Linked DNA regions of Homo sapiens: regions 2 and 3 are each linked to region 1. Evidence: chromatin loops called from intact Hi-C (ENCODE). Cell type or tissue: PC-9. All regions are shown on one strand. Each heading gives the region's core, and the rest is flanking DNA. Links, peaks and the distances in the headings are about the cores only.

Region 1 (10,111 bases), core at 749-8,748:
GTCGGTGCACGCGGGGACTCCAAGCGGGGGCTCCAGGACTGCGCTGCCCGGCGTCCCTGGGGCGGCCGGGGCAAGGTGTCGGGTGGGGTGCAGGGGCTGTGCGTGGGTGTGGGCTCTGCAGGTGCCCCGGTCCCATGGGGTGTCCAGTCAGGAGGCCTGCCCGGGCCTCCGCCGGTCCTCTCCCTCTCCTTGGGGTAGTCCCCGCCCTCCAGCTCTGAGGAGAGTGTGAATTTGGAGACCTTAGCCACAGGCGACACGGAGGCTGACGAGCTCTCAGTGGGACTCCAGCGGCCTCGCTCCTGGGCCTCCCGGGCCCCTGTCAGGTCGCTGCCACCCCCGGAGAAGCCACTGACCCAGGCTGCGGTGGGCCCTGGCAGCAGGGTGGGGTGGGCTCCTGGCCGGGCCTGCACCATCTGGATCCCACCGATGGGAATCAAGGGACATGGGGCACGGGTCAAGTGCTGGGAGTGCAGAGGCAGGTGGCTGAAGATGTTCTCCTCTGTCCGGGCCAGGATGTGGCCGTGGAAGTCATGGAGGGCGGAGAAGGGTCGGGAGGAGAGAGGATGAGCAGGGCCGGGTGAGCAGGAGGGACTTCGGGACTCGGCCTTCTGCTGGGGTCAGAAAACAAGACAAGGTAAGGTGAAGGTTACATGCTGGGCACATGGGGAGCCGAGGCCTGGAAGTGGGAGGGGGACTCGCCCAAGATCACAGAGCGAGTCCAGGGTCCCGGCTGAGCTGAGCCCAGAACCAAGTTCCTGACTCCCTGCCCACAGATGCTGAGCCAGCTGCCATCTCTGGAATGGGCCATCTCCAGCTCGACAGTGACCATGAGTATGCTCAGGCCCCATGGTCTCCATGCCTCTAGCCAGCATATCTGTCTTCAAAGGAGGGGATACTTGAGCGACGTGGGGCCCTGTTGTCACCCATGAGCCTGGCCTCTATGTGGGTCTGCTGCCTGTCCTGTTCCTAAAATGGTCTTCACCCAGCTTCACTCTTGGACATGAGTTCCCACCTGAGGCTCTTTGCCCTTCTGCTACCTCCAGGAATTTGAATGTGAACCCAAAATTAAAAATCAAGGAAAGATTCCTAGATCAGTGTTCCTCCAGGAGTGACAGGGCTGGGTCATGGCAACACGGGGACAGAGAAGGTGTCGGAAGGGGGTCAGCTGACAATGATGGTGCTATCGGTGGAGGGGTCATGGCAGCTGAGGGGACAGGGATGGTGACTGTGCTCATGGGGTGGCAGCAGTGGTGTGTTGGTGCAATGGTGACAGTGGTGGTGCTGGCCATGGGGATAGTGCTGATGGTTGACAAGGATGATATTGGTTGTGGTGTCTCTGAGAGCACTGGTGACAGTGATATTGGAGATGGTGATGGTTTTGGTTAAGTTGTGCCATCTGCTCAAAGAACACAGGCAGATGGGGATGGGGTGGGGGATGGGGAATTGCACGAGTATTTACAACCTCATCCAAGGCCACACCCCTTGCAAGTGATATGATATCGTTTGGATATTTGTCCCCGCCCAAATCTCGTGTTGAATTGTAAACCCCAGTGTTAGAGGTGGGCCTGGTGGGAGGTGTTTGGGTCATGGGGACGGATCCCTCAGGGCCTGATACTGTCCTCCAGATAGTGATTTCTCATGAGATCTGGCATTTTGAGCGTGTGGCACCTTTCCCCCAACTCTCTCTCTTGCTTCCACTCTGCCATGTGAGATGCCTGTTCCCGCTTTGCCTTCTGCCATGAGTAAAAGCTGCTTGAGGCCTCCCCAGAAGCCGAGCAGATGCTGGCACCACGCTTCCTGTACAGCCTGAAGAACTGTGAGCCTATTCAACCTCTTTTCATTATAAATTACCCAGTCTCAGGAATTTGTTTATAGCAATACAAGAACGGACTAATACGTGGTAGAACCCATTTCCCATGAACTCCAGAGTCCATGCTCTGTGCTTCTGAGGCTAAAATAAAGTTTAATAAGCCAGCTGATTTAGGGCAGCCAGCATGGTGCATGGCACAGTAGGTGCCTAATAAATGTTTGCGAAATTATTAATAACTACTGAGCTGGCAGAGCTGTTTAGTTCCAGGTGTGATACCCAGGAGGGTGTGAACTTGCAACCCCTGCACCCACAGGGGAGAAGCGGCCCAGCCACCAGGGGCAGGAACTCACCCACGGGGAGGCGCAGGTCTCTGGGCTTCTGCTGAGGAGCTTGTGAGGTAGAGGCGCGGGCGGGAAGAGAACCCGTGGGTCCAGCCCCAAGCCTGGGCCATGCTCCCCCGCTGAGGGGCTGCCCGGCCCAGCCAAGGCCCACTTCCCTGGCGGCGCTGACCGTGGTGGTGACTCGGCCTGACCTGGAGACCATCTCCTGGTGGGCGAGTATCTGGGGAGGCCTGGGTCGGTGGTACCCTCGAGTTTGGAGAGCACATGTGCTCGAGGGGCCAGTTCTCTTCCCAGGGGGCAGAGGGTGAGAGGAGACAGCTGAAGTCTTGGAGACCCACAAGGGAGAGCGCCCATGCCCCTTCCTGGGTCCACGTGCAGGCCAGGTGGGCTTGGGGCTGAGGCCTGTGGTTCTCGGGCCGGGGAGCATCGCTGGGGAGATGAGTCGTTTTTGGTTAGCGAGTGTTTGCGGGCTAGTGGTGGACGGCTGCCTGCTTCTTTGCTTGGGGACCACGGTCTTCTTGGGGACACAGGCTTGTAGCTCAAGGCTGAGCCTGTGTCTTTCTCCACAGAGCCCAGAGGGGCCGGTCCCAGCCAGGGGAGGCCCGGCATGCTCTGGCTGGACATGGAGCAGCTGCTGGCTGTCAGGCGCTCAGCTTCCGAGACCGAGCTGCCTCGTGTAGCCTCCGTGCCAGAGGCGGGGGCATCTGGGGGCTGAGGGCCCAGGATGGGTGAGGAGTCTGCCCGCAGTGCATGTGGTGGGCCAGGCGGGGGCGCCTCTGAGGATGGTCTGGACAGCTCATCCTGGCTCTCCTCCTCATCCTCATCCTCGTCTTCGTCCAGGTCTGAGTCTGAGTCCGAGTCCTCCAGGTCCGAAAACTGGTGCTCCTCCACAGCCTCTGAACCCTCTCGTCCTTCCGAGTCCTGGAACAGGTCGTCACTGGTTCCTGAGGGCAAACACAGAAGACCCAAGGTCACAGTTGGGCCTTGGCCCCACTGCCCACACGGCTGCTCCTCTCTGAGCCCCAGTTTCCTTGCCTGCTGACTGGGCAAAATAGCCATCGCAAGGGCACAAGATTGTTGGGACAACCAAGAAACGTAACAGATATGGGAGCGCTTTGTAAATAATAATGAACAATAATTCCCTTATGCCTAGAATGTGCAATGTTCAGTTCTGAGAGCTTTAGGTATATTTATTCATTTAGACCTCAGAGAATCCTGTGAAGCTGGTACTGTTCTCATCCTCATGTTACAGATGAGGAAACTGAGGTAAGAGAAAGTAAGTAACTTGCCCATGGAAGACAGCAGTAGGGCTGGGATTGAGCCATAGCAAAGAAGACAGTCTTTGTTTGTTTGTTTGTTTGTTTGTTTGTTTCACTAGCATCTCAGTGCTGGCTTCACCATGGGCAACTTACCACCTTGCTCTGCTTGGTCTCCCCCTTTGTCGAATGAATGTGATGGTCTCACCTCACCAGGTTTTCTAGGAGGACTAAAATGAAGGCCTGGCACATATTGAGGGCTTAAAAATAATTATAGCTACCATATTAATACATTAATGATGAAATCTGTTATTCCAGGACAGGGCAGTCACACTGGCTGGTCCAGCAGCACAGAGCCATCCGTGGTCAGTGTACACACACATCTGCCACGGTGACCAGGCTCCCGGTGGCTGGCACAATGGCATCTGGCAGGTGGCGGACTCTGGCCTCTGTGGGCGGCTTGACTAAGCTGGCCTCAGGCTGCAGAGCAGGTCCCCATCCCAGCCACGCTCTTATCTGAGGAGCCACTGCCCTTTTGAAGTCCAGGCTGCCTCTAGCCTCGGGGCCCTCCCATTGCCTGCCAGCCCCAGCTCCACCCCATAGTTTTCGACCTACATGTGGCTGAATGCCCACTTTTGTCCACTTTGGACATCTGACTGCTGCATGTTGAGTGACTTGGAAGCAATTGTTCACAAGAGTAAACAAAAAACAAAATTGTGATACTTGTTTCAGATATTGTTGGACATTTAGGTCACTTGCACTCCTTAAACAGACTATAAGAATAATGACAGAGTTATTGAATAGAGTCTAAAAGTGGGGGTTAGGGCTCTGGAATACTAGCCTCCTGGTCTGATTCCTCTGGGATGACCCCAACCAGTCGGGTCACCTCTAACATGTCAGGAGTCTAGTTTGGGCATCTCTGAAATGGACAGCAATCCGGATGCTGGGGAGAGCTCCGCTAACATCTGGCCTGTTCGCTGGCCCATCACTAGACCATTGGAACCTGTTTCTGGTCTGCAGAGTGAGGTTGCTGACAGGTGGGTTGAGCTGGCCAGCCAGCCCCATCGCTCACACATATCAGTACTGCACCCACCTGACCAGGAGGGCTGGCACAGAAACTGACTCAGGCCGCTGGGGCAGCTAGGCTTTGGCTCTCAACCATGCCCAGCTGCCCCGGGGCCAGAAAGCCCGGAACTAGCACTTCCAAGTCACTCAATATGCAGCAGTCAGATGTCCAAAGTGGACAAAAGTGGGCATTCAGCCGGATGTAGGTCAAAAGCTATGGGGTGGAGCTGGGGCTGGCAGGCAAAAGGAGGCCCCTGAGGCTAGAGGCAGGGTGATGAGACCAGAGGAGGAATGAAGGATTAGGATGAGAGCAGGGCTGGGGATGGGGGTGAACTTTGTAGTTATGCCCCAGGCATTTACCTCCCTTGCCTAGGACTTTGGGAGGGGCCTAATTCAACACCTGTTCACCTGGCCCTGCCCCTCATTTACATACAGCAAAATCCAGGCACAGATGACCCAGTGAGAGCTGGTGGCTGAGTCAGAACTAAGGTTTACAGCCCTTGCATTATTACGCTGACAGTTTAAAAATGATGTGCTGCACTAAGAAGCAGGGAATGGTCGGGTTTGAATCTCAGCACTACCACTTCCTTGCTGTGTGACGTTGGATACTTTACTTTCTGTGTGTCTGGTTTCCTCATCTGTAAACTGGGTAGCAATAAAAGCACTCTAGGAAGCTGTTCAGAGGACTGTGAGGGTCTGGCACACAGTAAGTACCCAATAAACTTCAGCTCCTGTCATCCCATGATACCCTGTCCCCCCAGTCTCAGCAGGCAGGTAGCTGGGGTGGGATTGTCAGCATTTTGCAGATGAAGGTCACAGGGGTAGTGTTAGGAGTGAAGGAGAGTCAGGACCAGCGTCTCCTGATGTCCAGCAGGGAGGGCTCCTAAAGATCCTCTTTACTAATGTGGAAGTTGAGACCCAGTGGGGGTAATGGCCCGTCCTGGGCACTCAGTGCATGAATGCTGGAAGCCAAGAGTCCCCTGCCCAGCTCGGGGCTGGCCGGGGCCTCCACATCTGCGTTCCTGCAGGGCGCTGAGGGAATGCCCCTGGCTGGGCGGCCCCGCCCCTGCTGGGATCCAGGCCAACGCTCCACAAATGAGAGAGCTTGAGCGCGCGGCGGGCGCCGCTGGGAGAGGCCACACGGTGGCGCTAGCGCCCAGCCTGGCCAGCACCATGGGCAGGGCCGGGGCGCCTGGCTCCTTCCAGGCAGTTCTCCCACGCGCCACCTCGCGTCCCACAGACACGAACTCCTGCCGCTCCCCCCGGCATCTGTCTCGTCGCGGGAAGTGGAAACTCCATCCTTCAGTCTCTTGGGCCGTAATCCTTGGAGTCCTCCATGGCTCCTTTTCGTTCTTCCCCCTCTCTTCTGCCCCATATGGGGTCATCTGAGCCTGTGGGCTCTCCCTCCGGAACCTCCCCAGAATCCCGCCGCTTTTCCACCTCCTGAGCACACCCGTGCTCCCCGCGCCCACGGCACAGGCCAGAGGACGCCCTGCCTCTCTCCTCCGCTCCAGGGCACCCCCCCATGCCCTTCAGCCCTCAGGCTCTAGCTCTCTCTGAACCGGCTGCCCCCGCGTCCAGCGGGCTCCAGCACGCGGGCCAAGCGCCGTGGCCCCCGGGGACCCCACACCTGCTGCTCCCTCTGCAGGAGAGCTCCTCCCTGACCCCACGTGGCTCCTGACCCCGGTTCCTCCGGGTGGGTTCTCTGCTCACACCGCCCTGTCTAGCACAGCGGCCCTCCCCACGGGCCCCAGCCCTCACTTGGCTCTTCTGCTTTCTCTTTGGCTTCACAGGCAGGGCCCCTGCTCTACTCCACCATCGTTCCTTGCCCAGCTCCCCTGCCATGCCGACTGCCTGAGGGCAGGAGCTGTTTTATTTATTGCGGAACCCCCAGCACCCAGAACAGAGCCAGGCACAGAGACTGTGCCCAGTAATTACTTCTGGAATGAATGCATGGATTTCGTCCTCCGAAAAGTGGCTCTGAGCATCCTCGTTTGCTCCACTGGGAAAATGAGGCTGGGGCAGGGCAGGGACCTCAGGGGAGGGCTCTGGCTTAGGTTCAGGCTCCCCTGGTCCAGCCCACCAGGCAGTGGACTGGCATGCAGCCAGGGTTTTTGTGTGACCTTGGGCTATTTTTACCTGTCTGAGCTTTGACTTCCCTGACTTAACATGAGTGACACAAGTTTCTGCCACCTGTTTTGAGGACTCAATGAGACAACATGTGCATATGGCCCAGTGTATCCTTGACAAGCATAGTGAACCCCATTCTAGCTTTGGGGGGGAACAGCCCCAAGTTCACTGTGTTCTCCTCTATAAAAATGACTTATTCCACCTAAAAGGAAATATGACTTAACTCTTTTTTGTAAGACCACAAATACATCCCCAAATTGGAAAAACAAAAACAGAACAAGACACACAGTGCGTGCATACACACTCCTCTCTGTCACACTCTAAGTCCTGGGGCTGATTTCAGGGAATCAGTATGCTTCCTGCTTTGCTTGGTGCTGGCGAGATGGCTCCAGCCTCCTTCTGTTGGAGGGACTGCCGTCCACCACCAAAGCCCCTCTGGCCACCTGCCTGACTGCTGAGGCTGGGCAGTGCTCAGCCAGACCCACTGGCTTCGACTCCTCTGCCCTGTCTTCTCAGAGACTGACTCTAAGATGCCTCCTGGGGATTGACCACCATGGCCGGGGTGTGTACGGGGATGGGGCTGGGAGGTGACAAGCGGCTGTCAGGTCTGGTTTGGGCTTTTTTGAAACTCTCCTAGCTCCAAAAGGCCCATGTGTCAGGCCCATGCCAGAGTGTGTAGGCAGGAGTGTGGGTGTGGAGCTTCGGAGAGTATGTGTCCCACAGTGTCACTATGAGGGGTTGGCTGGGATAATTCAGGGCATGCATTTAGAACCCGCCTGACACATAGTGGGCACTCAATCAACGTTGGCTGTAAGTTCTCTTGTGTGCATTTATTCAGTAAACATTCACTGAGCACCCATGGGTGCCAGGCGCTCCACCTGCATGGCAGATGGTAATGCATGATAGCTAGGGCTGCAGAGCATATCCTATCAGCATGTGGGGAGGTGGCTCGATCATTCAGGGAATTTAACCTTTGTCTGATACTTGGGAGAACTGAAGGTGAAGCTATTGGAGGGAGAGAGGGGAGGAGGGGGAATGGGGCAAAGCAGACAGAAAGGAAGCAGGGAAGGCAAGCAGGAAAGGTGGAGGAGGATAGGGAAAGCGGACAAGGGGAAAGGGGACGGAGAAGGTTGGCAATTGTTACCTTCTTCGGCTTCCAGCTCCTCCAGCACCCCTGTCTCTTGGCACTTTTTGCTGTGGGCCTTCGACTTCATGTGCTTAGTCAGATTCCCTAGAAAGAAACGAGAATACTTAGGCTCTGCTATGGGGCAGGAGGCCAGGGCGGACCCAGGGCTCATGGAGGTAGCACCTGGCCGGCAGGCCATGGTTTCTCAGGCCAGTCAAGGCCCTGCCAGCTGCAGGGCTGGGCAGGAGCTGGGGTATCCCTCTGCCCCGGTGCTCAGGCCCAGAAGTGTAGCCACAGCTGCTGTTCAGGGCAGTGCACAGCAGCTAGGTGGGGTGGGCGAGGGCTGTGAGGGGACAGACAGTATAATGAGGAAGTGAGATGCTGGTTAAAAAACAAACAAAAAAGAAATTAAAAGACAACTCAAGTGCAATAGGTTTTTTTTTTTTTTTTTGCTTCTGATTTAAGTCTGGCCCTAGTAGCTGGTGACACTCATCAGGCAGGACTATTGGCCATCTCAAGTGTGGGATGACGTGGGAGGCTCCCATTGACCGGCATGACGGGTGAGGACTGAGCATGCCCTTCTGGCTGAGGACACCTCTAGGGCAGCTCACAGGGCAGAATTCTAAAGTGTAGGTAGAGAAACCAGGGCAAATTTAATATTAGGCATGGCGAGAGGGCAGAAGGTGAGAGTAGGGAAGTCTACTAGCCAGGGACTCAGGAGCCACAAGGCTGGGGGCCCAAGCTTGGTTTCCATAGAGAAGTCCCATTTCTGGGCCTTCAGTTTCCCCAGGCCAATCTACAGTGCAGACACAGGACCAGGGTGGTTCAGGGAAGGCCTGGGCAAGGCCTCTGTCCTGCTCCATGCCTACAAAGCCCTCAGAGGGGAGGCTGACTTTGCCCCAAGTTGTAGGTCCAGCCCACAAGCTGAAGAGTGGAGGCAGCAGCTCTGTGGAATCAGGGAACAGTAGCAACAGCTTCAGTTCCCCAACAGGTGCACAACATTTCACAGGCCACACAGCTCTGTGGACAGGAGCGTTCTAGGAAGGACAGGCAGAGCATCCCAGCCTGCCCCAGAAGAACACAGGCCAGATGCCTCAGGATATTCCTTTGGGCCCAGCAGCTACTCCCAAACCGTGATGTGCTCACTGTTGCCCTGGGGATGGCTATATTTCCATATGGTCATTAACATCATAAGTCATAAGTTCCCTGAGTCAGGTGCTCTGTCCCATTAGTCTAATGAATTGGTAAGTTTGAATGGATGGATGGAGGAGAGAAGAATGGAAAGAGCTAAGCCTCCTGGAGTGGATGAATAGAGCGATTGGTGCGTGGATAGATAAAGTGGATAAAGGAAATATAAAGAGAATGAAGAACAGGAAGAGGATAGACAGAAGGATGGAACGCTAGATGAGCAGATAAGGAGATGAATAGGCAGACGGAGGATAGGTGAGTAGATGAAAACAAATGGAAGGATAGATGGAGAATGGGTCAATAAACAGATGAGATGATGGAGAGCTGGATGGGAGGACAGAGACGTGGATGAATGGAAGAATGGAAGAATGGCTGGTTGGATGGATGAATGGATACATGCACTATTACATGCATGAGAGTACAGACAGAAGGATGAAAGAATGGGAAGTTGGATGGGTGGGAGGACAAATGGGAGAATGGTAGGAACAGATAGGATGAGCAGATAAATGAACAGGAAAACAATTAGATGAGATGGATGGATAGGTGACCAGGGAGAGGGCCCATGGATGAACTGAAGGGTGCTTCTTAATCATTCCTAGAATTAGAAGAAATATTTAGGGTTTTGCTAAGAGGTTAATGGGGGACCCTTAAGCTGGGATTCCCTGAGGTGTCCAAGTCAAGGGCAGCAGGGATGGGAGGGGAGCTGTTTCCTTTCCTCTTTCTTCACCTTGGTCCTAGTTCATGACTCTATCCTTCCCAATTTGGGTTTTCCTCCTACAACCGGAAATAAATCTGGATGTCCTACTCCTGGCCATAGTGGGAGCAAAGCCATAAATTTCAGAGTCATCTTGTAGCCAGAGGGTCCTCAGAGGTCCCTATCCAACCTTGTGGACTTCGGCCCTCATTGTCATGAGAAGGCAAAGCCAGAGTAGGACAGTCAAGAGGTGGGAAAAGGCAGCTGGGGTCTTCCGCGGATCAGAGATACCCACTGTCCTAAGGTCGTGGAGCCAGGCCCACCCTACCCTGACTACCCCAGGCCACAGGGCACTGTGGACACTGCTCATTCTGGCTATTACCTCACTTGTTGCACCTGTTCTGCCTGGAAGGTTTAGGTCTCTAATGAACCAAGCTAGACGCTGGGCACACAATGGGTGTACAATAGCCATGTATGGGAAATGCCCTTGTCATCGCAGGA
Region 2 (10,111 bases), core at 652-8,651, 130 kb before region 1:
CCAACCTGTAATCCCAGCACTTTGGGAGGCCGAGGCGGGTGGATCATCTGAGGTCAGGAGTTCAAGACCAGTCTGGTCAACGTGGTGAAACCCCATCTCTACTAAAAATACAAAAATTAGCTGGGTGGCAGTGGCACGCACCTGTAATTCCAGCTACTTGGGAGGCTGAGGCAGGAGAATCACTTGAGCCTGGGAGGCGGAGGTTGCAGTGAGCTGAGATCGTGCCACTGTACTCCAGTCTGGGCTAGAGTGAAACCCTGTCTCAACAAAACAAAACAAAACAAAACAAAACAAAACAAAACACCAACCTGAAATCAATACATGGCACAGCACTTAAGCTGTGTGACCCTGGTAACTCACTTAACATCTCTGAGCCTCACTCTCCGGTTATGAGATAGGGATCACAATCCCTGACTTGTGTGGAGTTCATCTAATGATTACATTTGATAAAGTACTTAGAGTGCCCAGGGCTGAATGGGCAAGCGCTTGCTAGGTGCTGGTACCTGGTACTGTCCTTCCTCCAGGACATAATGACATTGATAAAGAGGTGTTGCCTGAGTGACCTCCAGCTGGAGAAATGGGGAGGTGGGAGGTGGAGCCTCTTGTAAGCCAGACAGTCCTATGGGGGAGGAGAACTGAGGCCTCCTAGGAGGCTGAACACAGGTGTTGGGGAGGGGCTGGGGAGCCAGGTGCAGGGGTGGGAACAGGAAGGGGGTATCTACTTGAGGGAGCACTGCTCCCTGGGGGCCCAGCTCCCCTCCCCTCAGGGTCTCCAGAGAACCAGGCAGGGCAAGGCTGGCAAGTCCCAGCTGTTGCCTTCAAAGGCCAGAAAGTGCCAGAGACAGGGAGCCTGGGGCCCTGAGGAGTCAGATCAGTGCCTGGAGCTGGGGGTGAGGGGTGGGAGGGTACCCTGGGCAGCAGGAAGGACCCCTCCTCCAGGAGACTGGTGGGAAGGAGGCAGGAGGGAGAGCCTCACAGAGCAGTGGCTGTGAGTGTGGCTGGGTGGATTCACAGGTTAAGAGCAGGTCCATGAGCTGGGCAGAGCTGGAGTGGTACCGGGCATCGTTGCCTAGCTGTGGGGCCACGGGAAGTTACATCATGCCTCTGGGCCTCCGGTCCCTAGTGTATGAAATTGGAGAATGCCAGCTTCCCAGAGTTGTTGGTGCCCAGCACAGTTGCACACAAGGCATGATGTTAAAGAGATGGAAACAGCAGGTCTGTTGGGGGACCGAAGGGGTGAGAGCTTCTGGCCAGAGTGAGGATATAACCAACGTTTATAAGCACCTGGTGTGCAAATACTTATTCATGCACATGTAATGATCTTACAGCCTTAAGAGGTAGTTACTGAATGTAGCCCACTTTTTCAGAGTAGTTCACTGAGGCTCACAAGAAACTGAGTAAACACCCCATGGTCACATAGCTAGGCAGCCAAAGAGCCAGGCATCCTGTCCCACCCTCTGATACCCAAGCCCCTGCTGTTTCCATAGCAGTACCTGGACCAGGAAGTTGAGGCCACCAGGTGGGAGGCCCCAGAGGTGGGGTGCCGCAGGCCCAGCAGAAGTTCTACTCCAGATTCCAGTGGGGCCAGTGGACTTCCTGCCTTCCTCTGTCCTCAGAACAGGCCTGGCAAAAGCAGGCAGTGACATGGGGAGCACTGGAGACTGGCACAGCAGAATTAAAAAGAGGATGTATGGAGAGATGGCAGAGGTGAAGCCCAGGGAGGAACCGAGGGACAGCAGAAAAGGCCACCTTGGGCAAGCCATTCCTCTCTCTGAGCCTAGGTCTTCTGGCGTGTGAATGGGGACTTTGCCACACACTGTGGGGATTTTGAGAAGGCTCCAACAGCAAGGGGCTTGGAGGGCAGGCAGGTGGGTCAGGAGAGGAGGGCAGGGTGCAGCCCAAAGGGCAGGCAGGAGAGCTGGGCTGGCCTGAAGGTGGGCACTGAAGAGGGTGAAGGCTGAGGTCTCTGTGGCAAAAGGATGTCTTTTGAGGGGCCTGCTGGAATCCAAACCCTCTGTGGAGTTCACAGCAGCTAAGAGGAGTTGGGGTGATACCTCCGAAAAGTCTCAGGCCTGGACCCACCTTGGGGACCCCAGCCTACTCTGTTTCCCCTGGCCAGGCCCTCCCAGCAAAGGGTTAACAGTCTTCTCTACCTGCAGTTGCATTTTAAAGACACGAAATTAAAGCAGGTAATTTATTCTCCCCACACACGAAAGAGCAATTAGTTCTAAACAGGGCTTAATCAGTCACCGCGAGATTGATTTCTGGAGCCCTGGGTTTTCGGGCTCCTGGCGCCACGCCAGGCTGGAGAGGGAGGGGGGCGGACAAATGAGCCGCGGCGGCATAAGCCCTTACGTAATCTGCTGGGGGCCCTGGCAGCCTGGTTAGCCCCGCGTGGGGCTTGGCTGAGCTGGGGAGACGGGGTCCTGCTCCCTGCTGCAGGCCCCCCGCAGGCTCAGAGTAGCCCACAGGGTTGGCCATGCCCCCAGGGAAAGGCTAGGCCCAAAGCTGTGGCCTCACCCTCTGGGCAGTCTCTGTGTGGGAGTGGGGAGGGATGGGGGGTGCAGTTCTGGGGCAGAGGGTGGGTACTCTGGGTTTGTCCAACCCGGTACTTACACCTGTCCCCTCCCTCTCCCAACCCCCTTACCTCATCCTCATCCCTATCTCCCTCCTCCTCCTACACTCTCTTATCCTCCCCCTCTTCTTTCCATCACGTCCCCTCTCTCCCCATGGCCTCCTCACCCCCCGACTCCCACCCGCGTCCTTGTCTCTGGCCACAGAACTCCATCCGGCACAACCTGTCGCTGCACACCCGTTTCATCCGCGTGCAGAACGAGGGCACCGGCAAGAGTTCGTGGTGGATGCTGAACCCCGAGGGCGGAAAGACAGGGAAGACCCCGCGGCGCAGGGCCGTGTCCATGGACAACGGGGCCAAGTTCCTGCGCATCAAGGGCAAGGCGAGCAAGAAGAAGCAGCTGCAGGCGCCCGAGCGAAGCCCGGACGACAGCTCCCCGAGTGCGCCCGCCCCGGGGCCGGTGCCTGCCGCAGCCAAGTGGGCCGCCAGCCCCGCCTCGCACGCCAGCGACGACTACGAGGCTTGGGCCGACTTCCGCGGCGGCGGGAGACCCCTGCTCGGGGAGGCGGCCGAGCTGGAGGACGACGAGGCCCTGGAGGCCCTGGCGCCATCATCGCCGCTCATGTACCCAAGCCCCGCCAGCGCGCTGTCGCCGGCGCTGGGCTCGCGCTGTCCGGGTGAGCTGCCCCGCCTGGCCGAGCTGGGAGGCCCGCTGGGCCTGCACGGCGGCGGCGGCGCGGGGCTGCCCGAGGGCCTGCTGGACGGCGCGCAGGACGCGTACGGGCCGCGGGCCCGCGCCCAGGCCCGGCCCGGTGCTGGGTGCGCCGGGGGAGCTGGCGCTGGCGGGCGCAGCCGCCGCCTACCCCGGCAAAGGGGCGGCCCCGTACGCGCCGCCCGCGCCCTCGCGCAGTGCCTTAGCCCACCCCATCAGCCTTATGACGCTGCCCGGCGAGGCGGGCGCCGCGGGCCTGGCACCGCCGGGCCACGCCGCCGCCTTCGGGGGCCCGCCCGGCGGCCTCCTGCTGGACGCTCTGCCGGGGCCCTACGCTGCCGCCGCCGCCGGGCCGCTGGGCGCCGCGCCCGACCGCTTCCCGGCCGACCTGGACCTCGACATGTTCAGCGGGAGCCTCGAGTGCGACGTGGAGTCCATCATCCTCAACGACTTCATGGACAGCGACGAAATGGACTTCAACTTCGATTCGGCCCTGCCTCCGCCGCCGCCGGGCCTGGCCGGGGCCCCGCCCCCCAACCAGAGCTGGGTGCCGGGCTGAGGGCCGCCTCCCGCCTCCGGGCGCCCCGTCCCGTCCCCAGGGGGCCTCTGTCTTCCCATCCTGATTCCCGGGTCCCTGCCCCCGACTCTAGCTCCCCAGGAGGCGGCCCCAGCCCAGCTAGGGACCCCTCTCGGAGGCCGGCCGCCGGGGAAGGGGAGGGAGGGGCCGGGGCACCCCACTGCTCCTGCCCACACTCCTGAGATCCACCCCCTTCTCCTGGGCAGGAAGCCTGGGAGAGGAGGCTGAATTCCAGGCTGGCTGGGAGTAGGGAGGAGCGGGGTGGGCCGCCTGGTGTGGACGGTGGTCGGGGAAGCCAACTAGGAGATGGGCCAGGGAGCGTTTACAAATCTTCAGTTTCATTTGCGGAGGCCTAGCCGTGACCCCGCGCCCACCCCAAACACGGATCTGATTCCCACTTGACACACTTTCCCACTGGTCTTAGTCTCACCCACCCGAAGCCAGCAACCCTCTGCGGAAAACTCACACCTACCTATATCCATCCACCCTGAGCAGCCCTCCACCCCCAAATCGCCCTCCGACGACCGCCACCCCCACAGTTCAGTCTCCCCCTCCCATCCCTGCCGGCCCTCGCTTCTCCCCTCCCCCGTCGGAGTCAGTCCCTCTCTTCAACCGCCCCCACCCCCTAGTACTGGTCTCAGCTTCTGCAGCGGGCCTCAGCCCCGTCCACCCCCAACCCCGACGCCCCTTTCTCCGCGCCAGTTCTGGCCCTTCTCCCATATTTATAAGTGTCCGGCCGGGACGGGCGGTGGGCGCGGCGTCCCCGGCGCGTATCGTAGGCAGTGTACCGTGGCCGTGCCGTCAGAGTGTGCGTGTGCGTGTGTGCCGTGTCGAGGCTGTGTAGAGTGCATTGTACAGCATATTTTCATGAATAAAATTGTTTTAAATATTTCCCGCGCCTTGGGCTAGAGGAAGGGGAGTGGTGGCGGAGGATAATTGACAGGGAACTTGGGGCAGGGGGAGGGTTCATGTGCCTGAGTCACTATTGTGGCTTTTTGTCTGGGTACTCGTCAGCCTTTGCTAAACTAATGCTCCTCTGCCCGGCACATATTGGTTAAGCGCCTACTGAGTCCCCCGTGCTGAAGATGTGCTTCGTCGAGCTCTGCACCTGTTTCTGTGAACATGTGCATGCACGAAGTTTTGGCCCAGGAAAATGCGTCCTAAATAAGCCTCAGAGATTGGGAGAGGATGCACAAATATTTACTGAGAACCTTTAGTGCCAGGCTCTGTGTTGGGCACGATTTTTGTTCCCATTGTACAGATGAGAAAACAAGGTCAGAGAGAGAAAATGACTTGGGAAGGAGGGTAGAGATGGTGAAAAGAGATCCCTTTGAGGTGCACAGACTGCTGTTGGAATCCATTTTCTACAGTTTGCCAGCTGTGTGACCTCGGGCAAATTTTCAGCCTCTGAAGCCTTGTCTTCCTGGACTACACCATGGAATAGTAGCATCCATCTCATGAACTTCTGTCAGGCATGAGGAAAGGTATGGAAAGTGTTCAGCGCAGGTCCTGCACTCGTTCATTCCAGGAAGATTCGGTGAGCACCTGTTAAGTTCTTATACCAAGCATTGGGGCTGCCCTAGAGCCACACGGACACAGTCTCTACTCTTAAGGAACTTAGAGGCTCCTGGGGAGAACAGGCCAGCAAATAGGCGATTATAGATCAAAGCTGTGCTGATCGGAGGAGGAGCTGGGGGCTGTCGTGGGAATGAATGATGGGGCAGCACTCATCTTGGACTTGAGTCAGGGAAGGTGCCTGGACTGGTGCTGCCTCAGCTAAGCTTGGTAGGAGGAACTGGCATTGGGAAGGGGATTTAGATGAAATGGCATGTTCAAAGGCCCAGAGTCAAGAGGTGTGTGGATTCCAGAACCAAAAGCAGTTGAGTGTGGCTAAAGTTCAGAGAGGGACAGATTACTGATGGCAGGGAGGCTAATGGGCCAGAGGGTTCAACAGTGGAAGAGGGACAGTGTGGCCCAGCCAGAGGTGCTGATGTGGCTCAAACCAAGTTATGGGGGAGGACAGTGGGGCTGCAAGGGAAAGGATGAATTCACATCTACTTTGGATATGGAGTCATTGGGGACTTGGTTGTGGATTGGACCTGGGGGATGAAGGACAGGGAAGCATCAATTGATGCTTGGTTTTTGTTTGGGTATCTGGGGAGACAGGGCCATTCCTTGAGATGGGGCACACCAAAGCAGGAGGAGCCCTAGGGAAATTGATGTGCTCATTTGAGCTATAGTTCATGAGAATCTTTGGGATTTGGAGCAGAGGGAGGGATGTTCAGGAGCATACACACTGCGTGAAATGACATTCTCTGGCACTGGGCAACATAGTGGCCCTGAGGTGTCCACTTGCATAGTGGGGTCAGAGCCCAGAAGGTGTCTGGGCTGGAAAGGGAGGTCAAGAATCAGGAACACAGAAGGTGTCACTGAGGGGTTGGAAATGGCTTGGGAGGGGGAGGATTGCAGAGTTGGAAGAGCAGGAAGTCCAAGTCTGCTTTGATGAACATCTTGGCACAGGAGGGACCCACTGGCTGAGAGGAGAAGAGAAGGAAAACCAGGACCCCAGGGGATTGGGGACGGTGTCCTAGAAAGGAATACCCAATGTTCTTGCCTTCTGGAGCCTCACTTTCTCGGTCTGAAAGATGGGGCAGTAGCACCTGTTTCACACATTTGTTTTGAGGAGTAAATAAGATAGGAATTATTGTGTGAGGTCACACTATTGGCAAGGGCCAGAGCCCCTGAGTGTGTACCTCCAACACCCAGGCTCTCGTGCAGCCCCCACTGCCTCTGATGAGGTGGCTGAGAGCAGAGGAGCAGAGGAACTCAGAGCCAGTAGAATCCGCACAGATTCTGGGCTCTGAGTTGGGGCTGAGACCCAACCTGGTATGGCGGGTGTCCCTGCCAAGTGGGGAGCACATAGAGGCTGATGGCCCCTCCCCTGGGACAGATGCCCCAGCCCCACCCTACAGCCAGCCTCTGAGACAGCCCAGCTGGGTGTGGGCTCCATATGGGCTGCAGAACTGCCCCCACCCTAGGCTGACGGAGGGTGGGCCGCTGGTGTGTGTGCGCAGGGCTGTGTGTTTCCATGTAGTCCCATATGTGTCTGTCTGTGTGGGCCTGTGTGTGTGTGTCTGTGTGTGTGTTAGGGGTTAGTGAGTGTGCTGGGCAGGTGGGGTGGTGCTTGAGGTTCTCCCTGCCGAGTGTGCACATGGCTGGGCGTGTGTGTGTGTGTGCGTGTGTGTGTGGTGGGAATGACAGTGGATCTGCCTCCAAGTGTGCCCACACAAGTGCCGGGGCTGTGCAGTCCATGCCTGTGTGAGGTGCTGTCTCTGTCCCCACATGTGCCATGCACACCCTCCTCTCTGGGCTTGCCTGCCTGTCTTGGCACAAAGCTCTCTCCGGGAGCACCAGCACTGGTGTTCCCCTGCCAGGAGTGTCTTCTGGGCTGCTCTGCTGTCTGTCGGAGGGGAGGGGAGCAGAGGGACACTCCAGACCCTGGGATCCAGCCCAGCTTATGAGCAGGGAGGAGTGGGACCACCTCAGAGCTCTGACCGAGCTCTGCCTGGCTCAGGCCAGGGATCATTCCAGACACAGCTTCTGTCCTGCTGGGTCTCATCAGGAGAAAGGGGGCAACACCCCTGTGGCTGGGGGGCTGCAACTGGCTCTTCCCCATCAGCTTTGGAGCCCAGCAGACGCGCTCCCCTCTATGCCCACTCCCTGGGAGGCGTCTGACACATGATTTATTCATAAAAAGCCATTATTTGTGCCAAAGAAGAACTGAGCCGCTGGCTTTTTAAGTGCTGATAATGCTTTCAGCCTCCCTGCCTCTCCTCCTCTCCCTTCCCCTCCCGTCTTCTCTCTTCTCTCTCACCTCCTTCCTATCCTTTCTCCTCCTCCCCTTTCTTCCCCTTCCCCTCCGTTCTTTCCCTTGATATTCCTTGATTGTTCTCCCCACACCTCCTCTCCTATTTCTTTATAGACCTCCCCTCTCACGCCACTCAGCTCCTTCTCTCTACAGTGAGGCTGGGTCAGGGAGGCTCAGAATCAATTGTCCCAAACTGGGTAAGGCCTGCACTAGCCTGGAGCCCCAAGGACCCCACCCCTCCACCTCATCCTTCACCTCCAAAGGACCAGAGGAAGGTTGGGAGGAGGGGGGCCAGGCTGAGAAAAGTGGCGGGGTGAGGGGGGTCTTTGGAGGCTGTCCTGACCAGCTCCCCCTATGCTAAAGGGTGTGATTTCAGCACTCTTATTAGCACCAGTACCCCAGACTCCCAAGTAAACATTCAGTCTTGGTAAAAACAATGCACTTGCTATACAGGTTCAAGGTAAGCCCCTTAGAATGCCTTTCTCCCCTAAAGAATGCCCCCATATAGAAATTCTGGAGTCACCATTATTGAGGTGGTGCCAGGAGAGGATGGCATCAAGGGAGGCACTTGGGCCCCATGACAGAGCATCCCCTGTTCTCAGAGAGGAGGCAGCAGAATGAGTGTGTTCACAGAGCTTGAACATGGACCCAGGAAAGGTTCTTAGAAGCAGACACCATAGACCTACATGTGTGTGGCTTCGAACGTGCACATGCACACACAGACCAGCATGTGCATAGCTGCATACTTGCTCAGGCAGATGCAGAGCCATTCCTCACCCCTTTCCAAAGCTTTCCTCCCCTGAGCACCTGCAGCAGGGGCTGGAACATTTTCCCCATTCAGACACTTGCTCATTCATTCATCCATTCATTCATTCACTCCATGAACTTTGGTTTTATGCCCCCTCTGTGCCAGCCTTTGTGCTGGGCACTGGGGAGGCAGAAATAAACATTATTGGGCCCTAGAGAGGGGGACTGGAGCAGAGAGGGCACTACAGGCCCTCCCCTGCAGCCTTGGGCTGGGGGTTGGGGGCCCAGCAGGTGAGGGGTTAAGTCATTTGGCATCCAGAGCTGGAGCCATTAGGCCTCCTAATTATGAAATTATCGAGGTCCTCAGGTGACTGCTAATTTCACACACACTGTTCCTCTCACGGCTAATGAATGCCCGCAGAACCCACACCTTGTCTTTCCTGCTGAACGGTGACCTGCAGTTAATGAGCTCAGGAAGGCAGACAGGCCTCCGGCTGGGTGGGTGGGGCACCAAGCCTGAGGAGGGGCCCACTCACCCCTCCTTCCCCTCCCGGCTCCCTTTGCTGGCTGCCTGCCCCAGTGAAGACTCCAGGGCCAAAGCCCAGCCCGCAGTTTCTGCAGGACAGGCTAGGCCCAGCGCTCTTGGGAACAGGGAGAGATAAAGATTTGGGAGGGCTTTGGGTCATATGATCCTGGAATGAGCGTGGGCATAGTGAGGGAGGGATGGACGAGGCAGGAGTGAGAAATGAAATGTGGATGGTGGAAGAGGACCATTTCTGCTTGATTCTTGGGCCATGTCAGGGACATTTATGAAGGGTGAGGGAGTCATGACAGCTTAAGGGGTGGGGATTTGCAGGCAGGGTACAGTCACACCCTGATGCTGGAGACGACGATGACTTTGGGGGATAGTGATGCTGATGATACTGGGGATGTCAACTGGTGAGGCTGCCGTGCTGCTGCTGCTGGTTGTGATTTGTAAAGTTTAAATTTTTTAAATTAAAAAAGTAACATAAAACATGTACCCTGCAAACTAAGAAGGATAAAAACAAGGGACACATACTAGTTGCAATCTTAGGTGGGGCAGTGTGGGAGCCCACGTCTAGAGGCTGTGTTCCCCCAAATGGAGGCACGTGGATCCTCTGGGCTGACCACCAGGTGGGTTTGAAGGTCCTGTGGCCTGCCCATGGGGAGAGCCCTGCCCTAGCCATGACCCACCAGCCAGGTCAATACCGTTGAGTGGCAGCATGGTGAACGAGGACAGCAAGACAGTGAGAACCCCAGTCTGGGACATAAGCAGCCTTGTTCTAGCTTTCTCCTGCCCTGTGGCCTTGAGCCAGCTCCATTCCTTCTCTGGCCCTCTGTTTCTTGGTAAGTAAATGATAGGGTTAGACTAGAGCTGTGTGTTTCGATCTGTGTTTACAGAGAGGCAGGGCTGGGCTCCCTGAGGTCCACACTCAGCTTGCGGCAGGCACCCCGGGCCAGGGTCAGTGGAAGAATCCCAGGTTTAGTATTTGTGCACGAGGCACATTAGAAAGGTGAAGCTGCCCCTTCTCCCTCAGGACTCAGAAGGACATCCTGGATTCCCACCAGCCTGGCTGTAGGCTGTGTCTGCTGACAGCAAGTTTCCGTTCT
Region 3 (10,111 bases), core at 716-8,715, 160 kb before region 1:
GCACAAAAATCAACTTTTTTAGTTAGGGAAACTGAGGCTTAGAGAAGGACAGCTGGAAAGTAGAGATGCTGGTATTTTGCTTGAATCTGTCTGACTTTTAGGCTTTTGCTCTCTTCACCACTCCACACTGTGGTTGCCAAAGCCAGACACCTCCTCCTTCTGACAATCTCTTCTCCAAGCCACAGCCTGAGGTCCACTGGGAACTCTGGGTCTTTTTCTCTCAGGTGGAAAAGATTTGAGCCTCTTTGCCTTACAACCCCTAATAGTGTCAGGCACTGTACTAGGTAATTTACAAGCATTTATTCATTTAATTCCCATAACAAGCCTGTGAGGTAGAAACTACTATTATCCCCATTTTTATGATGAAGGATCTCATGCCTGGAGAGGCCATATGATTAGAAGTGAGGGAATGGAATTTGCATTGGAGACTGACTCCAGACCAAGTTCTTCACTGCCGGGGTTGAGTGTAGATTTCACTCTCTGAGGTATATAATGCATGAGACCTAAAGACCAGAGTCCAAAGTCCCAGCTACCCTGTCCCTATCCATGAATTCCCACCCCCTCCTAAAGACACCCCTCATGCCCATCTTAACACCATGGATTAAGTCCTACTTCAGTTAGAGACTTCCTTTGGCCACCTTCGTACCTAATCCAGCTCTCACAATTACCCTCAAGAGAGGCATTATTGCTTCCATTTTCCTGAGGAGGCAGTTGAGGCCCTAGGGTCTCACAGCGTGGGTGTCAAGCTCCGAAACCACCTGTCTCTCTCTCTAAGACTCTTGCTCTCCCTGCTGGGGAGCCATGCGGGAGCCTGGGAAATCAGCTACTCCAAATCACGATTCCTGAATTCTGCCCCTGCCCATGTGCCTGACCCCCTCCCCACACGGAGGAGGGGCATTGGCTCAGTGATGTCCAAGGCTCCCTCTTTATCTCACAGCATTGGGTGCTGTCTTCATGACTCCATCAGGGCCCAGCTCTGGCAGAGGACCAACCTCCTGAGTACATACGGCTGACCTTCAGGCAGCTCTGGCCACCCCTGTGGCTCCACAGGGGTCCCAAGTCACATCCCTTCTCAGGGGAGGCCAATTCCCCTACCTCTGATTTCTGTGGGACCCTGGGACCTTCTCCAAGGCCCTTTCCATCAGACTCCATGTCTTCCTATCCCTTGCACTCATCAGGCCTGTCCTGGGGCGGTGGAAGTCACAAGGCCAGGCTGCTGGACCACACACTTGGCACCAAGTCACTGGACTTTTCACCGAGGCTCTGGTTGGGGCACTCATTCATTAATTATTCACTCAAGTACATGCCTTCTCTAGCAACTCTTCTTTTTCCCTTCAGTATTTTTAAATTTATTATAAAAATATTCAACAATATAAAACTATATAAAGTAAAAGGGGAGGCTTTCCTCAATCCACAATATCACTCTTGATTGGAACTAACTACTCTTAACAGATTTGGGGAATCCTTCCAGAAATGTCTATATGTGTGCATATATATGTGCAAATATAATGCACATGTGTAGTATTTACAGTCATGTAATCATATGACACATGTTACCTAGCATGCAATAGGCACTGTGACTTTTCCATCACTTCCTTTCTTCCTGAGTGTTGTCTCAGAACCACCTTTCTGTGTTAGTCCATAGAAGTCTACTTTATTACTTTTGAGGGCTGCGTAGTTTTTCTCTGTGTAATTGTGCCAACAGCACAATCTCCTTCAGATGACCTTCAGTGTTTTCCTATTACAACTATGGCTGTCACTTCCTGAGTTCCTATCATGTGCCTGTCACTACGGGAGGCCCTTTATGTACTCTTTTTTTTTTTTTTGAGACAGGGTCTCGCTCTGTTGCCCAGCATGGAGTGTGCAGTGGCTCACTGCAATCGTGACCTGCTAGGCTCAAGTGATCCTCCCACTTCAGCCTTCCAAGTAGCTGGGACCACACGTGCGCACCACCAAGCCTGGCTAATTTTTGTATTTTTTGTAGAGACAGGGTTTTGCCATGTTGCCCATGCTGGTCTCGAACTCCTGAGCTCAAGGGATCCACCTGCCCCAGCTTCCCAAAGTGCTGGGATTACAGGTGTGAGCCACTGTGCCTGGCCTACATACATTTTTTTAATGATATGGCATTCTTATTCTTGGATACTTCATGCCCAGCATATAATAGGTGCTCAGGAAATTACTGGAAGACCTAGCTCAAATGTTTCACCTCTGTGAAGCCTCTTATATTCCCTTTCCCTGTTCCCTCCCATCTCCCATTCAGGTCCTGCACTGGGCCTGACAGAGGAATGAGCAAGGCAAAGACCCTGGCTAGAGAAACTCACAGACTATAAACAGGCCTGGAAACAGAAAATTACAGCAGAGAATGGGAACAAGAAGCATACACCAGGAACATAGGAAGACTGACTGATACATTTGTGATGGTTTCTCGTATGTGTTAGCTTGACTGGGCCAAGGGGTGCCCAGATGAGATGTTATTTCTGGGCGTGTCTGTGAGGGTGTTTCCAGATGAGATTAGCCTCTGAGTTAGTGGACTCGGTAAAGTAGATTGAGCTCCCGAATGTAGGTGGGCATCATCCAAACTGTTGCAGGCCTGATTAGAACAAAGAGGAGGGAAGGAGAGGATTTGTCTCCTTCCTGCCTGCCTGCTGCTTGAGCTGGGACATCGGTCTTCTCCTGCCCTTGGACTGGCATTTATACCAGCAGTTCCCCTGGTTCTCAGGCACTTGGGGTTGGGCTGGAAACAATATCACTGGCTCTCCTGGACCTCCAGCTTGCAAGGGCAGACTGTGGAACTTTTTAGCCTCCATAACTTCTCAGTCTCCATAATTGTGTGAGCCAGTTTCCTCATTATCTATCTATCTATCTATCTATCTATCTATCTATCTATCTATCTATCATCTATCTATCTATCTATTCATCAATCAATCTGTTTAATCTATCTCCAGTTGGCTCTGTTTCTCTGGAGAAACCTAAGGCATCATCCAAAGTGATCCAAGGAGGCTTCTTAGAAGAGGTGACAGACAAGCTGACTTTCAAAGGCGTTGGTCAGGGATGTGAGAAAGCTGCCTGAGTTCTGTCTCACCCTGTATGTGGATTGACTTCCTGTATCTGTACTACTTTTCCTCCCTCATCATTTATGCCTCTACTTCCATAAAAAGGGATTTGGGTAGATTCTGATTTTTATAAAATGACACATACAATAAAAATACAACCATTAAGTAAGGAAAAGAAGTAAGAACTTTGTAATACAACGGGAAAAGAGAATGAACTACAAACCTACACTTAGAATAGTTCCTGTGTTTGATACAAGATTTAACTCTGTGCTTCCCAGCAGGCAAGAAGGTAGCATATCTGCACACATTGCAATGTGGGGACGGAGGGCCCATCCAGTGACATCAGGAGAGCGCTTGCTCACCCACCCCCTCTCTATTGATTTGTTCACTGTGTTAATGGCTCCCTTTTGTGTTTGGCTGGTCAGTGTTTTGAATTGGTCTTTAATTATATCTCATGCAAATGACTAAGGCATATGGAGAGGTTGTGGAGCCAAAAGTTTAGAAGCACCTATTATGTGCCACTCCTACTACTCTTCTCTGCAACATAAATAGAGGAAACTGAGGCTCGGAGGAGTTAAGTAAAACACTGGTCAAGTTGGCCCAGGGGCCCACATCTCCTGACCCCAGCATAGGCTCTTTATGAGTTTGGATGGATGAGATCTTTGGATGAGATATCTCAGAACAAGGAGCCAGCCTGGGCAATCCGTTTGCCAAGCTAGAGTCACTGAGCAAGCCAGACACCTACAGATGCCACAGGTAGGAACAACTGCTGTGTACTCTAGCTCAGCTTGAGAATAGTTGGTTTAATTTATGAATTTAGATGGTTGAAAAACCAAAAGCCATAGAAACAATCAGCACTTGTCAAGTGCCTACTATGTGCCAGGAACTTCTGTTTCCCCCTTTTCATCTGTGAAATGGGGATGACAGTAAAATAATGCCAACCTCTCCTGATTGATGAAGGATCAAGTGAGAGCCATGGAATCACTTAGCACAGAGGCTGTACTTAATATGTTCTTGAGAAATATTATTGTTATTTTCTTTTGTCTCTTTTTTTTTTTTTTTTGAGATAGAGTCTCGCTGTCACCCAGGCTGGAGTGCACCGGCACAATCTCAGCTCACTGCAACCTCTGCCTCCCAGGTTCAAGTGATTCTCCTGCTTCAGCCTCCCAAGTAGCTGGGATTACTGGCGCCCACCACCAGCCTGGCTAATTTTTGTATTTTTAGTAGAGACAGGGATTCACCTAAAGTGCAGGCGTGAGCCACCGTGCCCGGCCCACCTCAGCCTTCTGAGTAGCTAGACCACAGGCACTGGCCACTGTGTCTGGCTAAGTTTTTGATTTTTTTGTAGGGACATTGCCCAGGCTTGTCTGGAGTTCCTGGGCTCAAGTGATCCCACCACCTCGAGCTCCCAAAGTGCTGGGATTATAGGCGTGAGCATGTTGGCCAGGCTGGTCTCGAACTCCTGACCTCAAGTGATCCACCTACCTCGGCCTCCCAAAGTGCTGGGATTACAGGCATAAGCCACCACATCCAGCCTGTCATTATTATTATTATTATTATTATCATCCTCACAATAGTCCTGTGCTGTTGCTGCCAACGCCAGTGTTGTCTTACTGCTAAGGAACTGAGGCTCAGGGAAATGAAATGTCCAAGGTCACCAAGTTACAGCCGGGATTCTAACCCAAGCCTTTTGGGCTCAATTCCTGCACTCTCCATGTTAAGGGACAGAGGCCAGGAGATCAGGAGATAAAAATGAAGGTTCAGGAAAAGCATGTTAGGCAGGTAGGCCTAGGATAAGCACGCACGGCATGAGGTCTTTCTACTGGGTGAGAGGGCCTCTGAACGGCAGCTGCAGAGAGAATGTGGGCGGCACACGTGGCTGGCCTGGGCCCTGCGGGTAAGAGTTGTGGTCATAGTGGTGGGGCCCTGCTCAGGCCATGCCTAGCACCCAGAGGAGCAGCAGAGAAGTGACTGCAAAGCAGCCTGGGGCCGGAACCAGGTCCCAGGGCGGTCAGACCAGCTGAGGGACTATCGGCTGGTTGATGAGAGTTTACAAAGGGTAGGATGACAGCATTGGTGGGGACCACATTTTTGGCTTGTCCTCACTTACTCTAACCCAAATATTAAATTGCAGTAATTAAAAGTAGAAGTTAAGGGTGTGGGCTAAGCATGTTTCACACAACACAAAGGGGAGAAGAGGGCATGCCCCCTCTCTGCCAACCTGTCTGCTCCATTTGGCCTGGGAAGTCTGTGCCCCACTTATTTGGCAACACCCACCTGTGCAGGCAGCAACCAGGTGAGAGAAAGCAGCTGTAGCCATGAAAGCGTTGGCTTCGGGGCTGGAAAATATGGGCTGAGGTTCTGGCTCTGTGACCTGGGGAAATTTATTTTACTTCTCTGAGCCTCTGCTGTCCCTTCTAAAATAATCCCAGGCTCTAGGATTAATTTAGGATCAAGTGAGAGCCAGGGACTCACTTTGCATAAAGGGTGCACTTAGTAAGTGCTTTGATACATTATTTTCTCGTCATTGTCTTAGTCACGTGGGCTGCTATAACTGGGTAGCTTATAATCAACAGAAATGTGCCTCTCACCTTTCTGGAGCCTGGAAAGTCCAAGATCCAGGTGCTGGCAGATTCAGTGTCTGGTGAGGGCCTGTATTCTGGTTCATAGACTTTGACTTTTTGGTCCAACCTCACATGACAGAAGGGGCAGGGGGTCTCTCTAGGGCCTCTTTATAAAGGCACAAATCCCATTCATAACGGCTCCAGCCCCAAGACTTAATCACCACACAAAGGCCCCACCTTCTAATACCATCACCTTGCAGGTGAGGATTTTAACATATTAATTTTGGGGCGGACTTAAACGTTTCGACCATAGCAGTCATTATTATTATCATTCTCACAATGGCACTGTGAAGTTTCCTCAGGAGTGCTGCCTCAGTTTCCCCATCTGCAATGGGAATAGCTGTGGCTACTCCAGAGTGTGGCTTTCAGGATTAAATAAGATGGAACACACAACACAGTGCCTGGCACACAGGAGGCCTTTCCTCCCTCCCTCCGTCAGCCACTTCTGCAGGGCTGGTTGTTCTAATTATCTTAATTCACCAGGAGGCGCCAGCCTCTCTACCAGGGTTCCCTGTGTGGTGGGGCCCTGAGACCAACAGTCAAGTTGAGGAGGTGGTGACGCTGGCCATGCATCTAGAGGACACAGGGCAAGGCCAAGCTGTCAGCCAGAGAGAGAAATACTTACAATTTTTCAGAGGCCACATAGCTCCTTCCCTACCTCATTATCTCCTTTTATTCTTGTACCTCCTCTGGGGGAGTGGGATAGATGTGATCTTCATTTTGCAGATGGGGAAACTGAGGTAAGTAACCATTCCATGGCTACACAGTGGGTCCTTAATGGAGCTGGTACTAGCTACCTCCTTCCACAGTCACCTACCAGTGCTGGGGCTATGGCCGCCAAGGGGAGAAGCAGCAAGTCTGGGGGGTCCTCACAAGTGGAGGCTTACTGACTTGGGAAGGTCCACTGCCTCCATGGCCTGGTGGGGATTGGGAGGGCCTGGTGGGAGGAGGGAAGCTGGAAGGGGTAGCTTTCTCCTAGAAAGCTCACTCCCTTTTCAGTGACTTCTTATAGTGATGGTTGTGTCTTTAGAGTTCCAAACTAGTATTTTGCAAGGAGGTCTCAAGACTCTGTGAACATCACCCTCAGATGGAAGCTTCGAGAGTATCTGCCTAGGTCCTCCACCCATTTGACTGATGAGGCAACAGAGTTCCAGAAAGAAGTGACTTAGCCAAGAGCAGGGCCAGTAGCAGAATACTGCAGCCCAGTGTTTTCACACCACTGTTGGAGGCCCTGGGGACAGGACAATCCAGAGGAGAGGACATTTGGGCAGGACATGGCAGGCAGTGAGGCCACAGTGAGATACTAGGTCTTATTCTGCCGGGCACTGCCATCAAATCATCACTTATCTTTTCCCTGCAACAACCCTGGGAGGTCGAGGTTGTTGTCCTCACGTTACAGGGTAAGAAACAAGACGACTCAGAGAAGGCCAAAGTCAAATAGCTTCTTCGTGAAGGAGGCAGAATTCAAATCTGGACCTGCCTGTCTCCAAATCCTACACATTTTCTATTACATCTCTTGCAATGGGTTCCATAGTGGCCCCCCAAAATTCTTGCCTTTCCAGGAACCTCAGAATATAGACTTGTTTGAAAATAAAGTCTCTGCAGATATAATTAGCTAAGTTAAAATGAGGTCATTCTAGAATGGAATGGGCCCTAAATCCAATATGGTAGGTGTCATTACAAGAATAGGAAAGATACAGAGATGGACAGGAGATTGCCATGTGAAGACACAGGCGGGGAAGAACACCATGTTGAGACCGAGGCAGAGACTCGAATGATGCGTCTACAAGACAAGAAACATGCAGGATTGCTGGCAACTGCACGAAGCTAGAAGAGGCAAGGAAGGATTCTCCCCTAGAGCCTTCAGAGACAGTGTGGTCCTGCCAACACCTTGATTTCAGACTTCTAGCTTCCAGAACTGTGAGACAATAAATTCCTATTGTTTTAAGCCACCCAGTTTGTGGTACTTTATCACAGCAGTGCTAACAAATTAATATACCTCCTTCCCATGGTACAGAAGGGGGGTGACATACAGGCATCTTAGCTCCCAGGTGTGGTCCTGCCGAAATTTAGACTATCAGGACAAACCCAAGGCAGAGGAGGAGGACGAAGGACATGTGATGTTTGACATACTCTTTGCAGGGCTTTGTGCTTGGCACTTCACATATGGGATCTTGATGTAAGTGCAGCCATTCCCATTTCCCAGATGAGGAAACTGAGACTTAGAAAAGGGAAGTTACTTGCCCCAAGCTCATTTTTTCCCTGCCCCGCGGTGCTATGCAAGGAGCAAACCCAGACTCTAGTTTGAGTTCCAGGGAAGTAAGTTACTCACTTCCCTTCTCTCAGCCTCACTTTCCCCATCCAGAAAATGGGAATAATACTTTCTGCCTCTCAGGTGGTTGTGATTTCTTTTCACATCCCTTCACTCAACAGATATTTACAGAAGGTCTCCTCTGTGTCAGCCTCTGCTCTAGGCCCCAGAGACACAGCAGTGAACGAGATGTGCCCAGTTCTTGCTCCTAGGAGTCTGATTCTTTTGGGTAATGCCTGTCAGGTGCTCCACAGGGGCCAGCACTTAGTGAGTGCTTGGGGAACCTTATGGGGATAAGAATATAGGATTGAATGGGATGGTGTGCAGAATGGGCTTGGCCTGTAAGAGGAGCTCACTTTGGCATTCATTTCTTAATCACTATGCCAGTGATTCTCTACCCTGCCAGTGGTGGTACAGCCTCCTGGACAAGGAAGGTACAAGGTCCTTTGGGCCTGGGCTCCATGTTCTTGGGCACCCAGCAGTCGCTGCTGTAAGCTGCCTCCCCAGAGCCAGCAGAACTCTCTGCCCAGGCCTGGTCTGTGGTCTGTGCAGGCCGCCGAAGGGGCCTTGGGTCTTCTTATAGGGGCTGCATTGCTGCACTGTCCCCCTCAGCTGAGCCTCCTCAGCTCAGCCCCACCCACTCCCTGTCACTGTCCCTGCAGGGGCCAGGCCTGAGCCTGTCCTGGAGGCGCTCCCAGCTGTCCTGATATCCCCTCTGGCTTCTGCAGACACTCCCCCTTTCTGCCCCTGGAGGCCTCCTCTGGTCACCAGCCCCTTCCCCTCCCCTCCAGAGGTGTCCCCAGACATCATCTCTGTGCTATTCCTTTTTCCTGGCAACGGTGGCATTAAATATCAGCCAGGCTCTGCTCAGTGCTGGCAGGGTGGGGGTTCTTGATAACCATGTGGTTTAGGGGAGGGTCTTCTCAAGCTCCTGCATGATGGGCTAGGAATGATTGGGTTGATTGTGGTCTGGCTCTGTTCCCAACTCACTGCACTTCCTTGAGCAAACCTCTTCCTTCCCAGACCTGGGTTTCTCTGAGAGGCAGCCCTCTCTGCTTTCAGCCGGGGGTATGAGGACCAGGGCACACAGGTCCTGAGCAAGTGGCAGCAGCCAATCCCAGGATGGCTGACTTTTTCCAGGTGGGCTCTGGGGATGCAGCGCAGCTATGCCCATCAAGCCTCAGAGAAGCGCGTCCTCCTGTCCTCACTTGCCCTGAGTGAGCCGGGAAAGCTGGCAGCAAGCACTGGGAAGCAGGCTCTGGCGGGCCCTGATGGCTCAGCGGTGGCAGCAGCAGTGGTGGCAGGGGCTATTCTGAGCGCTGGGAGGGGCTGGGGAGCTGAGACTGGAGGAGGGGAAGTGACAGGGAGGAGACAGTCTCTTGAGGGCGAGGGGAGTGCCACCTTAGCCCCGGGTGGGGGGTGTCTGCCGATGGCAGTGTGTGTTGGGAGAATTGTGTGGTGTGTGCTCCTCACTGGGAGTGGGCGAGTCAGCTGAGGTATTGAGGCATGCGCTGGGATTGTTTGAGTGTATGTGTACAAGTTTTGTGATCCAAGCACGAGTTGAGTGGGTAACGCGCACATCCACCTGCCTGTGGGCAAGTGAGTGCGCGTGCACTGGAATGCGAGCATGTTCCAGTGTCCAGGGAGGTGTGAGTGAAGAATATGTGCCTGCATGTGGAAAAACGAGGAATGAAAGGGGAAGCAAGTGGGGGCTTGTTTGTGAACAGAAATGAATGTGGGCGTGGTAGGGAGGGTGGATGGGAGCTTGAGAGCCAGCCTGGGGGAGCGGGGAAGGGTGAGAGCTGGTGGTCAAGGGAACTGTAGGTAGAAACCATGGGTCTGTGTAATTGAGACACAAGCGTGAGGCACGTGGCGAGTGTGCTTGTGAGTGAGCCTACATGTGTGAGCGGCTGTGAGTGTGTGCATGGTAAGAGCAGGTGGGACTGTATGAGCTGGGCAAAGTAGGAAGGGAAGGTATGTACACACAAAAGCAGCAATAAAAACAGCTAGCATTTATTGCGCGCTTATTCTGAGCCTGGTGCTCACATTCATAAATGTATTTAATTTTTCAAATATCCTGTGAAGGTAGTGCTATTATGGTAGTCATTTGTAGAGTAGGAAAG

Evidence for each region. A loop is a pair of places that touch in the nucleus more often than their neighbours do. Peaks named below come from ENCODE experiments on the same cell type or tissue, not always from the same donor. Only the 100,000 strongest peaks of a DNase experiment are listed, where the experiment ranks them.
Region 2: a loop joins it to region 1, with 13 times the contacts of the local background. A loop is called at or near these places in 2 of 110 quality-filtered maps.
Region 3: it touches region 1 in a loop (2.1-fold over the local background); 2 of 110 quality-filtered maps call a loop at or near these places.

The regions. Positions count from the first base shown.
Region 1 is chr1:41,510,656-41,520,766 of GRCh38, forward strand. HIVEP3 (HIVEP zinc finger 3) reads right to left here. Exons shown (of 9, transcript NM_024503.5): 7 at 7,747-7,833; 8 at 2,161-3,095; 9 at 1-611. Among named protein-coding and RNA genes, the nearest start is that of EDN2, 31 kb to the left of the region's middle. RefSeq lists enhancers at 2,373-2,873, 8,103-8,152 and a silencer at 5,518-5,697. In PC-9, for the core only: CTCF peaks have their summits at 2,955 (motif pointing right) and 5,623 (motif pointing right); DNase peaks (open chromatin) are centred at 3,926, 4,676 and 5,596; H3K4me3 peaks cover 1,113 bases; H3K27ac peaks cover 3,013 bases.
Region 2 is chr1:41,378,836-41,388,946 of GRCh38, forward strand. FOXO6 (forkhead box O6) reads left to right here. Exons shown (of 3, transcript NM_001291281.3): 2 at 2,781-3,373; 3 at 3,375-4,755. The coding sequence ends at 3,846. Among named protein-coding and RNA genes, the nearest start is that of FOXO6-AS1, 8.2 kb to the left of the region's middle. RefSeq lists a silencer at 3,402-3,451 and an enhancer at 8,235-9,215. In PC-9, for the core only: no CTCF peak of the experiment used is centred there; DNase peaks (open chromatin) are centred at 3,766 and 4,846; H3K4me3 peaks cover 3,283 bases; H3K27ac peaks cover 1,505 bases.
Region 3 is chr1:41,349,016-41,359,126 of GRCh38, forward strand. No RefSeq gene overlaps it. Among named protein-coding and RNA genes, the nearest start is that of FOXO6, 7.4 kb to the right of the region's middle. In PC-9, for the core only: no CTCF peak of the experiment used is centred there; a DNase peak (open chromatin) is centred at 4,926; H3K27ac peaks cover 1,171 bases.